Regions from separate parts of the Homo sapiens genome. Here regions 1 and 2 are each linked to region 3. A link is a contact called in ENCODE Hi-C data. All regions are on one chromosome and are shown on one strand. Each heading gives the region's core, a stretch centred on a gene start or an enhancer-like site at or near the end of the contact. The rest is flanking DNA. Distances are from core to core; before and after follow the strand shown.

What was found. A loop is a pair of places that touch in the nucleus more often than their neighbours do. Pooled maps may share reads with other maps.
Region 1: a map of heart left ventricle shows a loop between it and region 3 (2.5-fold over the local background). The contact joins the enhancer-like site here to the promoter of LNX1-AS1 in region 3. A Hi-C loop is called at or near these places in 2 of 168 maps with a recorded cell type or tissue (heart left ventricle and heart right ventricle), 1 of 37 single-sample maps with no recorded cell type and 2 of 50 pooled maps.
Region 2: a loop to region 3 is called in a map of IMR-90, with 2.5 times the contacts of the local background. The contact joins the enhancer-like site here to the promoter of LNX1-AS1 in region 3. A Hi-C loop is called at or near these places in 1 of 168 maps with a recorded cell type or tissue (IMR-90) and 2 of 50 pooled maps.

The regions. Positions count from the first base shown.
Region 1 is chr4:53,918,987-53,923,730 of GRCh38, forward strand. No RefSeq gene overlaps it. Among named protein-coding and RNA genes, the nearest start is that of CHIC2, 140 kb to the right of the region's middle. Within about 2 kb of position 1,352, at least 5 of the 41 ENCODE cell types and tissues checked have a DNase peak (open chromatin) inside an H3K27ac peak, as active enhancers do; they include heart left ventricle, where a contact is called at or near this core.
Region 2 is chr4:53,778,352-53,783,067 of GRCh38, forward strand. No RefSeq gene overlaps it. Among named protein-coding and RNA genes, the nearest start is that of LNX1-AS2, 190 kb to the left of the region's middle. Within about 2 kb of position 2,685, at least 3 of the 41 ENCODE cell types and tissues checked have a DNase peak (open chromatin) inside an H3K27ac peak, as active enhancers do; they include IMR-90, where a contact is called at or near this core.
Region 3 is chr4:53,498,811-53,503,541 of GRCh38, forward strand. It overlaps LNX1-AS1 (LNX1 antisense RNA 1), which reads left to right and starts at 1,267. Exons shown (of 4, transcript NR_046622.1): 1 at 1,267-1,317; 2 at 1,607-1,692; 3 at 3,038-3,166. It overlaps LNX1 (ligand of numb-protein X 1), which reads right to left. Exons shown (of 11, transcript NM_001126328.3): 5 at 1-33.

The DNA of each region.
Region 1 (4,744 bases), core at 102-2,601, 420 kb after region 3:
TGAGTTACACAGGCTTGATCTTTGTTCCTCTTGACTCCTTTTTTCTTCCTTCATTTCTTTCTTTCTTTTTTCTTTTTTCTTGAGACAAAGTCTTGCTCTTTCACCCAAGATGGAGTGCAGTGGTGCCATCATAGCTCACTGCAGCCTCAAATGTCTGGGCTCAAGCAATCCTCCCATCTCAGCCTCCCAAGTAGCTGGGACTACAGGCATGCACCACCAATCCAGGCTCTTGCCTCCTTACATCAAAGAACAGCCAAAGACGGCTGGGCGTCGTGGCTCATGCCTATAATCCCAACACTTTGGGAGGCTGAGGTGGACGAATCACCTGAGGTCAGGAGTTCGAGACCAACCTGGCCAACATGGTGAAACCTCATCTCTACTAGAGATACAAACTTAGCCAGGCATGAAGGCACAGTCCTGTAATACCAGCCACTTGGGAGGCTGAGGAGAAGAATCACTTGAATCCAGGAGGCAGAGGTTGCAGTGAGCCAAGATCATGCCATTGCACTCTAGTCTGGGCAACAAGCACAAAACTCAAAAAAAAAAACCCAAAAAAAACAAAAAAACAGAACAGCCAAAGACCATAGATAAGGGGTGAGATTGGGGACTGGGAGAAGAGGATAAAGAGTTAGAATACTACAGAACACTAGACCACAGGCCCTAGTCTCCTATTTCTCTATCCTTCCTTAAAATGTCTGAAGTCTTTGACTCAGCAATGTAGCACTTGAGTGACTTGAATGTAAACATATTTTGAAAAAAGAGCATATTTTAGGGAGTTCCATTGCAGAAGATTTGAATGTGGTGTAATTCAGCTTGCTGGGAGAGGCGGGGTGGCTGGTGGGTGGATAGAAATGGAAAGATGGAAGTGAATGTGGCAGACTGACACAATAATAGGGCTAATGATTTCAACATTTTAAAAGTTTCACAGTTCCGAGGGAACACAGGAGACGAGCTCCAGTGGGAGGCTTTTAAAATATCCACTTTGACAGTTTCTGTACTTTTTGAGCTTCTTCTGTTTGTTTCTTCCCCAAAGCTTATTAGCACCTCTGTTCTATTTAGGAGACTCTCCGCCACCTTAGTATAGGGAGGAGAACTGGCTCCAGGGGGCTGAGCCCCCCACCGCCAGTGATAGATCTCTCAGGAATAGAAGATTTGAGTCCTGGGAGCCTGTCAAGGACTTTTCCTCTTGAAAAATCATGAAGCTTTGGTCCGCAACATTGTTAAAGGGCTTTAGAGGAAGCAGAGTGTCTCCTTCCACACTCCAAGTAGCCCAAAGCAACTGTGCCCAGATGGTAAGGACTTCCTTCCTAGCTGGGGCGGGCGGCAGCTGGGATAAACACTCATTTAAGCCACTCAGTGCTGTCCTCACTGCTTGCCCCAGGAAAGGGCCAACCCGGTATTTCTGGCTGAGTCAGTTGGGCCTCTCCCACCCATTCTTCTGAACCTCATTCACATCCAGAAAGAGGAGGCTGGAAAATTTGAATATGCAAAAGACCCAATGACATTGCCCTCAATCAGCTCAATTAGTGTGGTTGTGAATGAAGATATGAAGATCAAACAGGTCAAAGGGAATGTTTACAAATGTATCAGCTACCTGGTTTGCAGATCCCTTTGAACAGCTCAGATTTTGGTGCAGTTTCTATAGGTATTAAAACAGGAAAGATTAATTTAATAAGTGACTAGAGTAACATCTGGGGGAAAATTATATTCAGCTGTATGAGATAAAGACCATTGTAGAAGCATTTTCTTCAGGCACGCTCTGCTTTTTCTTTTGAAGGGCTCTCTTGTGCCTGATGTTTTATATATAGTATTAAAATATAATGGTAAAATATTTCTTGGAAAAAAAAAGATAAAAAGAATTGAAATTAAAGGGGATACCAACGATGTGTGTGTGAAAGAAAATAAGATGGGGAATGTGGACAAGTGAATAATAAATGGAGAAGTGCTTGTCTGGACGTTGTTAATGTCTCCAGAAGTTTTCCCTTCAATCTTCCTGTGAGCTACATACAGTGCCGTGGTTAAAAGTTCAGGCTTTAGGGGCAGAATGTTTAGGTTCAAATTCCTACTCTGCCACATAGCTGTGTGACTTTGGGCAAGTACCCAACCTCTCTGTGCCTCATTTTCCTCCTTGGTGAAAAGAGAATAATACAACTATGCACTCAGCTGGTTTTTTTGTTTTGTTTTGTTTTTGAGACAGGGTCTTGCTCTGTTGCCCAGGCTGGAGTGCAGTGCTGCGATCTCAGCTTACTGCAACCTCTGACTCCTGGATTCACGTGATTTTCCTGCCTCAGCCTCCCAAGTAAATGGGATTAAAGGTGCGCGTCACCACGCCAGCTTTGTATTTTTTAGTAGAGACGGGGTTTCACCATGTTGGCCAGGCTTGTCTCTAACTCCTGACCTCAAGTGATCCGCACACCTTGGCCTCCCAAAGTGCTGAGATTACAGGCATGAGCCACCACGCCTGGCCTCAACTGGTTGTTTTGAAGGCTGTATGGAAATGATGCACATGAAACAGTGGCTGGTCTGGGACATAGCCAACCAAGGGCTGCTCCATGACATTTTCATTGTTTAAAATATATAAAAAATAATAAATGAAACATTTTTATACAGAAATGTTGCTTTTCCCCCCTGAAGACGTAAAATATCTACCTAGGTGGATGCTTTCTTTCAGCTGTTAAAGACATGTTGAGTGTTCCCTGCCAGGAATCGGATACCACTTTGAGTACATTTGGGCTGAAACATAAAAATATCTACAGTATTATTCTAACTGTTTCTGTGACAGTTTAAATGGCAATTGCTTTCTAGACAATTGCATTTTTCGTTCAAATACTACCACAGGAAGGCTTGCATAGATTTCAATTAGGATGATAGACCCAAAAAGGCTTTATAGGTGGCCTACTGTTAGTTCCTGAGCTCCCAGCAGGAAAGTGCCAACATAAAACCTGATATTAGGAATAGTGACAGCAATTACTAATATTTTCTAGTGCCCTGCTTCATGGCAGGTGCCAGTCTCAATAGCTTATATACATATCTCTAATCTCTATGCATATCTCTAATCTTATCAGCTCCAGGAGGCAGATGCTATTAGCCACATTTGACAGATGAGGAAATGGGCCCAGAGCTGTTAAGTGATGCTAAGTGTCTGAACCAGGGCTCCAGGCCAGGCCCATCTGGCTCCCTCCAGTTCACAGGGTATCCAACTAGCTCTTGGTCCTTGTCCCTATAACTTCTGAGACCAAAAGCAATGCATTTCAGAATGTTACCATTTGCCAGAAAGTTCTTGATATCGACTATAACGTTCATCTGCTGCAATTTATGCCTCTCTCAGGCCTCTCTCCTGCATACTGGACACTCCCCTTCCCCACTCCCACCCTTATTCTCCCACTCCCATTGGCGATCTCACAGGGTCTTCACCTTAATCCCATGGTTGTCAACCTGGGGAGTTTGGCCCCACCAAGGACATTCAGCCATATCTGGAGATACGTTTGAAGCCACCTGCGGGTGGTGGGGAGGTGTGCTACAGGCATCTAGTGGGTAGAGGCCAGGGAAGCTGCTGCACATCCTGCAGTGCACAGGACAGTCCCCGAAAGAATTATCTGGCCCAAAATGTCAATAGAGCTTAGACTGAGAAACCCTGAAAACAGAACTCTTGATTTCTGTGCCCCAAATCCGTTCTTACTCAAGTCTGTTTTCTCAGTACAAGTCACCATGACTCAAAGTTGTTTCTCAGGCCTCAAATCAAAGAGTTTGCCTAATTTGTCCCTTTCACTCATCCCTTTTTTTCACATTTAATCTCTAACTGTCACACTAAAGAAAAAGAGTTTGGCCAGGTGCAGTGACTCACACCTGTAATCCCAGCATTTTGGGAGGCTGAGGCGGGCAGATCACCTGAGGTCAGGAGTTCGAGATCAGCCTGGCCAACATGGTGAAACCCTGTCTCTACTAAAAATACAAAAATTAGCTGGGCATGGTGGTGCACGCCTATAATCCCAGCTACTTTGGAGGCTGAGGCAGGAGAATTGCATGCCATTGCACTCCAGTCTGGGTGACAGAGTAAGGATCTGTCTCCAAAAAAAAAAAAAAAAAGAAAAAGAGTTTAATTCAATGATATTTGACTCATGTTCCCCTTCTCCAACGTGGCGGTTCAGCTAACTCATTACAGTATCTACTTATTCATCCAATCAACAAATGTTTATTGAGAGACCTCTAAATGCTCAACGTCCATATCAGCTTCACTGGAACCCTGTAAAGCCTCCTAACTTTTTCAGTTTTCATGAAAATACAGTTAAGTACCAATGGGTAGTTTATTTGATCGTGTTCAAAAGATTTTGCTAAAACACTAAAATAGGCTGGGCGTGGTGGCTCACACCTGTAATCCCAGCACTTTGGGAGGCCAAGATGGGTGGGTTACTTGAGGTCAGGAGTTCGTGACCAGCCTGGCCAACATGGTGAAACCCTGTCTCTACTGAAAATACAAATATTAGCCAGGCATGGTGGTGCATGCCTGTAATCCCAGCTACTTGGGAGGCTGAAGAAGGAGAATCGCTTGAACCTGGGAGATGGAGGTTGCAGTGAGTCAAGATAGTGCCAGTGCACTCCAGCCTGGGCGACAAAGTGGGACTCTGTCTCAAAAAGAAAACACACACACTAAAATAAAGAAAAGTTTAGGCTGGGCGTGATGGCTCACGCCTGTAATCCCAACACTTAGGGAGGCCGAGGCAGGTGGATCACAAGGTCAAGAGAT
Region 2 (4,716 bases), core at 1,435-3,934, 280 kb after region 3:
ACAGATCCCCGTCATTAAATCAGAATCCTCTCTGTGCAGAGCAAATGGATGTTTCAGTTCTGTCTTCCTGAGGGATTTGTAGAAGCATCCCAGAAAGGAGCAGAAGTACTATTCCTTTTCCCAGAAGAGGGAGAGAGAGATGCTAGAGAAAAGCCTCCATTAACCTAGGCAGTTTAACATTCCTTTTCTTTCTTTTTTATCGTTATATTTCCCATTTAAGTTCATTTGTGATAAACTAGAAACTACAAATGGGCAAAAAAGAAAATCACTGTTAACATTTCTTGAATATTCCTCAAAGCCTTTATATATAAAACCAAATGGGAGATTACACTAACCTCTTATTTATATTTTAAATTTTCTCACTTAATGATGCATGCAATGAAAGTGTCATAATATATTTAACTAATTCTCAATTGGACAGCTTGGTTATTTCCAGTATTTTCTTTTCTTTCTTTCTTTTTTTTTTTCTTGAGACAGAGTCTCATTCTGTCACCCAGGCTGGAGTGCAGTGGTGCGATCTTGGCTTACTGCAACCTCCGCCTCCCAGATTCAAGTGATTCCCCTGCCTCAGCTTCCCGAGTAGTTGGGACTACAGGCATGTGCCATCACACTCGGTTAATTTTTTGTATTTTTAGTAGAGACGAGGTTTCCCCATGTTGGCCACACTGGTCTTAAACTCCTGACCTCAATTGATCCGCCTGCCTCAGCCTCCCAAAGTGCTAGAATTACAGGCATGAGCCACCATGCCAAGCCTTATTTCCAGTATTTTCTTATCAAAAACTCCCCGTAGCTAAATATTTCCTAACTTATTTCTCTAGGATAAATTTTTAGAGGGGTTGAGTCAAAGATATGTATGTTATGTGGCTTCTTAGAATGATTGTTGCCAAATTACAACTTTCTCAACATTTAACCCCCACTCTAAGTTTTATCAGTCTATACTCCCTTCTCTTATACTCATGACTAACACTGGGTATTGTCTGTCTTTTGCTAATTCAGTATAGCAAAAGTTGTGTCTCGTTGTTTTAATTTTGTTTCTTTAATTACTAGTGAGGTCAAATAATTTTTCATATATGTATTGTCCATTTCTTTTTCTTTTATTAATTTGCTATTCATGCTTTTATCCCATTTTTCTGTTGTGGTATTCATCTATTTCTTTGTAAGAACCTTTTATGTATAAAATATATTCTTTTTAAAATAAATTTTTATTTTTAATTATTATGGGTACATCATAGTTATACATATTTATAGGGTGCATGTGATCTTTTGATACAAGCATACAGTGTATAATGATCAAATCAGGGTAATTGGGCTATCCATTGCCTCAAGCATTTAGGGAGAACAGTATGGAGGTTACTCAAAAACTAAAAACAGAACTACTGTATGATCCAGCAATCCCACAGCAATACACACCAAAAGGAAGAAATCAGTATATCGAAGAGATAAAAGGTATTCTTTATCAGATTTTAATACGTTATATAGTTCTTCAATTTTTGTCATTTTCCCTTTAACTTTTGAATTGTGCTTTTGCCATATGCATTCAAATTATTTTTTCAGATTAAAAAAATGGTTTCTGACCTTGTAAACATGCTTACAAAGTTCTCCACTTATCTCTGCTCTCCACGAAGAGATGGTAGCTTTTAAACAAGCCTATGAACAATGCTTTGTCAAACTTCCATGACTATTCTTGATACACTTTTGAACTAAAAGAGCAGAGGCAGAAAATAGAAGCAGTAAAGCTTAAATTACAATGGAACAACATCCTATATGTTTTTGCTTACTAAGATTGACTTGCTTTTGCTAATTTGTCACAGATTATGACAAGTCCAGTGAAGCCGCCAAATATACACTGATGCTGACATGCATGCTTATTCTTCTTCATTTCAATGCTCAGATTCATTTGGATCCCTGTTTCCTTTGGGAGAGCTCTGAACAGACAAACTCTCCTGACTTCAAGCTCCTTTCTCTGAGCTTCCCTGGGCATCTTGGATGCTTAATGCAGTTTATTTAACTAGAGTGGCTATAAAGCAGAGCTGAGGCAAGAACTTCTTTGTTAACAGAGTGTTTCTCAGAGAATTGTTTGGGATGCAACAGTCATGGATCCATAGCGGGTGGTGGAGGTATATTACCTCAACTCAGGATCATCATCTTTTCACAGGCTAAAAGTCGTGGAACGATTGGCTTCTCTCAATTTCATAGTGGAGCATGCACTTTGCACAAGAGAAGTCCATTTTACCCAAATGGGATTATTTCCTATAGCAAGATAATAGCCAATAGGAAAACCTCGCCAATGTTAGAAATCCACTGTACTAGACATAAGTCTCAGTGTCTGGAGTATATTTCAGTTGTTTGTGCCTGCCCAGCACCCATTTAACCTTTTTGCTTTGATGGAACTTTGATATTCCTTCAGGAAATCTTACCATCCTCACTTTCCAAATATATAATTCCAAAACAGAGAGTGGAGCCCATCCCCTGAAGCTAGCACAGACATAGGAGCCAGACCTAGCCAATCAGAGCCATCCATTCACTATGGCTCCAGTGATTGGTTCAAAAACGGACACACGGCCCAAACTAAACCAATAAAACTCAATACCTAGACTTTCACATTCTTGGAAAAGAAATACATCCTTTCCACTGAAGATACCAAGCTGATGAGTTGAGAGCCTGGGACATTTGGTTACAACCTTGCTCCATCCTGGCTGAGCATGACTGAATGAAAGCAGCCTAGAAAGTCTTCCAAGAAACAGCACATGGCTTAGTCCTGATGACAATAGTGACTCCCTAGACTGACTCATGCCTGAAATTGGTATCCCCTAAAACTATTTCCAGAGCCAATAAACTCCCTTTTCTGCGTAATTCCATGTGAGATGAATTTTTACCACCTGAGTAATATTGTTTTAAATGACAGCTTCTTATTAGCTCTGAACACCTTAGCAATAATGTCAAGAGTGGAAGGAGTACTGGTTTGGGAGTCTGGGTTGTAGTCCTACCTCCACTCACTACTTTCACATCCTTGGGCTAATCGCTTTATCTGTGTGGGCTCACTTTTCTCATCTGTGAAAGAGGTTATTGGAAGAGAGGAATTCTAAATGTCCCTTTGAAGGCCATAAGTCTTGTCTCTGTGATAACATTGTATCAACACTTCAAGTTAATCTGAGGTTCTGGCTCCAACTGCCACCTCCACAACCCAGTGACAAACAACACTGATTTATCTTAAAAGTTGAAAACTAAAAGGTCCATAATATACTTTTAGAAACTAGAAGATAGAACAAAAACTCTGTAAAACATTGCTAGGATGTAGATTTCTCCAGAAGTGTATTAATGAGGTGAGTAATATATTAATACATTAACTATGGTAACTATTGTATAGATTAGTCATAAATATTTTGTTTTAAAAAGGTCTGCCACTCCAGTTTTGCTGAGCTAAAGTAAACGAAGATCCGAGTTATGTCAACAGATGACACAAGTGTTCAGCAGTGAGGCTGTTTGTTCTGAGGAGGGAAACAGGAAGGGAAGCTGGTCCCACTCCCAGTTCTTCTTCATCAGACCTCCGTTATTTATTTGATGAATTAGCAATCCTCACAACTTCAGACACGATCACAAAATGATATTTTGGAAATGCTACTCGGACTGTATAATTCTTCCAACCCTTCGTTGATTCCCAAGTGCCTTCGGGACAAAGTGCAAACCCGTTGGCGTGGCACATGAGCCCTCTGTTATGTGAGCCTGGCTCTAATTCCACATCCCAGTGTCATCTCCTCCCACTCCTCTTTATGTGCCTTACCTAAACTAAGTAAAGAGGTTAATGCATAGAAAATGCTAAACATCTGGCATAATTTCTGGCATTTAGTAAAGGCTTATTATACATGTTGGCTGTCATTATGGCACACTAGTTATACTCACAGTTCCCTAAAGGTGCAGTACTGGTCCTGGATCTGTTTGCCCTGAATCCATCCTCCCTCTTTGCCTGCTGTGTTTTAGTTCACGATGGCTGATCCTTGCAGGCTGCAGTTCACAGGCTCTTGTGTCTCAGACTTCCAGCTGGTTGGGTTAGGCCAGGAAGACACACTGGCAAAAAATGGAGGGTAGAAAGGAGGGAGAAGCCAGGGTATTTCTCTCCTTGTTTCCTTGGGTGATTTCTGCAGCAGTGACTGTCTTCTCTGTAGTTCCAGCTCTTGCCAAAACAGGTCCACTGTGGTTCAGCTTCTGGTTCCTTCTTTTTTCCTTTAGCAGAGTCGGTAGTGGCTTCCTGCTTCTTGATGCTAATCTCTGCATTGCCTCATCACTCGTGTTAACTCTCAGCAGCTCTCTCTACCATATAGCCAATCCCCTGCTTTCCATTCCCTGTGCTGTACATCCTTAAAGAGGTGCCTGTTTTCCTGGAGACACCCTGACTGGTTTGCATAGCACACTCTCATACCTTGGACCTTTGGCTTTTGCCTTATTTCAGCCTCCTCATCCTTAAGACCAACTCCTAGCCATCCTTTCTTCTACCATCTTTGTTCTACCACCATCTCCTCTTGGAAGCTGTCTCAGTTTCTCCACCTGCCACTTCCTGAAGCGTGAGTTGGGTATTCCTCTTCTAAACGCCTCTCTCCTAACAAGTGGTTTGTTCTTGGAAAACTCCAGTACAGATTTAATTTTCTTAAGAGCAAGTGCACTGTCTTACACAACATGGTATCTCAAAACCATCCTATGGAAGATGTTTTCTGAAAGAAC
Region 3 (4,731 bases), core at 17-2,516:
CATCTGGAATCAGGTGGTACAACCTTGGAAAGACTGAAATGGACAAAGAGTGTTTATTTAAGACACCCACCCAATGGACCTTTCCAACTACTCTTCTTGCCAAACTTCAGTGTCAGCCAAACTAAACTATTCATTTTTCCTCATACATGTTTTCCATTTTCCTGCCTCTGTGTCAATGTAAGTTTCTCTGCTTGGAATGTTTTTCATCCTGAGCTTAAACCCAATTTTTCCTTCAAGGCCCTTCCAATTAAACTCTACCCTGATTCCTCCTTCCCTTGCTCTAAACAGCCCACTTCCTATAAAGCTTTCTAGCTATTTCTCATGGCACTCAACCCATTATTGTTATTTTTACCTTTTTGTTTTTGTTTCTGTTTTTTGAGACAGGGTCTTACTCTGTTGCCCAGGCTGGAATGCAGTGTCTCACTACAACCTCCGCCTCCTGAGCTCAAGTGATCTTCCCACCTCAGCCTCCCAAGTAGCTAAGACTACAGGCACATGCCACCATTCCTGGCAAATTTTTACATTTTTTGTGGAGACGGAGTTTTGTCATGTTGTCCAGGCTGGTCTTGAAATCCTGAGCCCAGGTGATCCACCCACCTCGGCCTCCCAAAGTGCTGGGATTACAGGTGTGAGTCACCTCTCCCAGCTTATACTCATTTCTTATATACCTCATATCATGCCCATAAAACCTGAGGGCATAAACTCTCGCTGTTCCATGGTTCTCTGCATATATCTCTGCATGCAGAGGCCTTCAGCTGAAGTTTACTGAATTAATAGAAGTGAATGAATCATTTTTAATGGAATGAATTGCAGTTTTATCGCTTGCTTATTGAGAGGTAAAAAACAGAACCAATTTGCCACTTTGCCCTCTCAGATAATTTTGAAAATTTCTTCCTTAAAGACTCTGCTTTTCAGGCTTGGGGGAACATCAGTTCTTTCTACCAGACATTGTTGTTAACAAATGGAAGAGGCCTGATTCATGATCAAGAAGAGGCCAAGGCCTAGTTGGTGGCCTTGAGCAGTTCATCCCTGGTTTGCCTGAAATCACTGAGTTCAGAGCAAGGAGATTCAAAGATCATCTAGGCTGGTGTTTTCAAACTGTATTTTTAAACTGATGAATCTGCTTTCCCCAAGAAATCTCTCCTAGCTCTCTTCTCATCTTTCATCCCATTGTGACCACACAGAAAACAGCTGCTCTAATTGTCCTGCTGCTTGACAGTGATAGTCAAACACTACAAGTGAGGAGGTTTAAGGCTGAGAGAAGGGGAGTGAAGTAACTGACTGGACATCCCAAAGTTAGGTGGTCCTGAGAGCCAGGTCAGAACCCAGAGTTCTTGTGACCGGTACTCTCTGTCAGGTATCCCTGGAGCCAGGGGTTCACAGCCAGGCCAGAGCCCATGAGGGACTTGCTCTATGGACCTATGAGCCAGCAGCACCGACTGGCATTGTTTTTTTTTTCACTTCAGTTTGAATAGAAGTGTTCAGAGGGGACACCAACAAGTGATGGGAACAAGCCACACCTAGCTTGGTGGAAAAAGGGGCTCCTCCAAGCAGCTAGAGGCTCAAGTTTGAATGTAAAGGGCTGAGATGCTTCTGTCTTCCGTAGGTGCTGACAGCTGCCTCACCTTAAGAGTCTCCTTTCGTTATGGCATCTGGAAAGATCTCACATGGCAGGCCTGCTTCTAGTTCCTTGTGAGCATTTTCAAAACCCGTGACCTTAGTCCATTTTCCCTAATGAATTAATAAGTACTCAACTCTCTAAGAACAATAAAGAATTAAAATTATTTCTAAGTATGTTAGGGCAAAGTAACTTAGTGGGCAGAGGAAACCCGAGATGTTGTAAATGTGGGTCCTTAATCTCTATACTGATTGAACTGAAGTGACTGCATAAGGCAGGGGTAAGCTGGCTTCAGCAGTCAGCTCCTGGTACTAACAGTACTCGGGTGATTGAGTTCAATTAATGTTTAAACTACTTTGGTTATATTAAGTAGGCTATACCACAGGCAATTGCTAGAACATGTCTGGTATAACAAGGGAATGGAAAAAAATTCATTCTGAGCAAAGAAAGATTTGGAAATAATCACAAAAGCCAATTTTCCCTCCCTCATTCCCCTTCCCTTGTTACCATCTTTTCCAACAGATTTACAAAAACCACACTGCCAAACCTAAACCGCTAGAGAATGTTTGATTTGATAGCTTGAAAGGACATACCATTCACACTTGTAAATGATGTTAGAGCAACACCAATGAGATCCTAGTGACCTTAAAGAGATAAAGGAATTTTTAAACTGCCAAACTTGTGTTGGTCTGGAAAGTAAAAAATTTGCTCAATATTATGTCCTTACTCAAGGACTAAAGGATATAATCTTATTAGCTGAGAGTTTGTTATATGCTGACATTGAGTTAAGGTATTTGAATGCATTTTTTTGTTTAGTCTTCACAATAACCCTATGAAATAGATGATAATAATCTTTTTTTTTTTTTTTTTTGGGGGTGGGGGGACAGGATCTCACTCTGTCACCCAGGCTGGAGTATAGTGGTACAATCTTGGCTCAAAGCAGCCTTGACCTCATGGGCTCAGGCAATCCTCCCATCTCAGACCAAGAAGCTGGGAGTACAGGTGTGTGCCACCATGTCCCACTAATTTCATTTTTTGTAGAGACAAAGTCTCACCATGTTCCCCAGGCTGGTCTCAAACTCCTGGGCTCAAGAGATCCTCTCACTTTGGCCTCCAAGTGCTAGGATTACCGGTGTAAGCCACCATGCCCAGACCCATCTCTGTCTTTTCAGATGAAGAAATGCTGAAGCTTAGAGCATTAAGCAACCCAGCCAGGGTCACACAGTTGATAAACAGTGGCGCCAGTCCCTTTACTGACATTAAAAGGATGGATAAACCATGCCAGGAAGCTAACTGTAGGTTGCTGAAGCAATGAGGCCCTCTGGCCATTTTGAAAGCATTGTTGCCTCACAAATGCTGTGACGACATTGATACCAGGCTAGCTGAGTCTTAACACCTCACTCCATTCTGGAATTACAGCTTCCTAGTGTGTCTGAGGAAATCCAATCTCTCCCACTCCAGCCCGCCTACTCATTGAACATGGCTGCTATCTCTGTCTTCTGGAAACACGGCTCCAATCCTGCAACAACTCTATACAAGAGCTCCCAGGTGTGTTCACTACCCCCAAATCAAGTACAGACTCCTAAATAATAATCAGGACACACTATGATCTGACCTTCACCTCATCTTCTGTATTGGTCTGGAAAGAAAATGATTTGTTCAATATTATGTCCTCACTCAAGGACTAAAGGATATAATAATAATTATTAACTGAGAGTTTACTATATGCTGGCATTGAGCTAAGCTACTTGAATGCATTTTCCAACACACAGTCAGCATCCCAACATCCATCCAAGTCACATGGATTACACTGTCCCCTATGGCTGCTATGGTCATTAATTTATACTTCATTCTTCATAGTACAGGCATACCTCTGAGATATTGTGGGTTTGGTTCCAGACTGCTATAAGAAAGTGAGTCTTTTGGTTTCTCTGTGGTTATAAGAGTTATGTTTACACTGTACTCTAGTCTATCAAGTGTACAATAGCATGTTTTTTAAAATGTACATATCTCAATTTAAAAATACTTTATTGCTAAAACATGCTGTTTAACGATCATCTGAGGCTTCAGCTTGTTGTAATCTTTTTGCTGGTAGAGAGTCTTGCCTTGATGTTGATGGCTGCTGACTGATCACAGTGGTGGTTGCTGAAGGTTGGGAGTGGCTTGGCAATTTCTTAAAATAAGACAACAATGAAGTTTGCCACATGAACTGACTCTCGTGAAAGATTTTTATGCAGATTCTCTGTAGAATGCAATGCTGTTTGATAGCATTTAAACTTCAGTAGAACTTCTTTCAAAATTAGAGTCAATCCTCTACTAACCTTGCTGTTTTATCAACTATGTTTATGTAATATTCTCAATCCTTTGTTGTCGTTTCAACAATGTTCACAGCATCTTCAGCAGAAGTAGTTTCCATCTCAAGAAACCACTTTATTTGCTCATCCGTAAGAAATGCCTCTACACTCATTCAAGTTTTATTATGAGATTGCAACAATTTGGTCATATCTTTTTTTTTTTTTTTAGATGGAATCTTGCTCTGTTGCCCAGGCTGGAGTGCAGTGGTGCGATCTCGGCTCACTGCAAGCTCCGCCTCCCAGGTTCACATCATTCTCCTGCCTCAGCCTCCCGGAATTTGGTCATATCTTTAAGCTCCACTTCTAATTCTAGTTCTCTTGCTATTTCCACCACATCTATAGTTACTTTTCTCCACTGAAGTCTTGAACCCCTCAAAGTCATCCTTGAGAATTAAAATCAACTTCCTCCAAACTCCTGTTAATGTTGATATTTTGACCTCCTCCCATGAATCACTAATGTTCTTAATGGCATGTAGAAGGGTGAATCCTTTCCAGAAGGTTTTCAATTTTCCTTGCCCAGATCCATCAGAGGAATCACTATGTATGGCAGCTATAGCCTTTCGAAATTTATTTCTTAAATAATGAGACTTAAAAGTAGAAATTACTCTTTGATCCACGGGCTGCAGAATGGATATTGTGTTATCAGGCATGAAAACATCATTACTCTTGCGTCTCCATCGAAGTACTTGGGTAACTAGGATGCATTATCAATGAGTAGCAATATTTTGAAAGGAACTTTTCTTTCTGAGTAATAGGCCT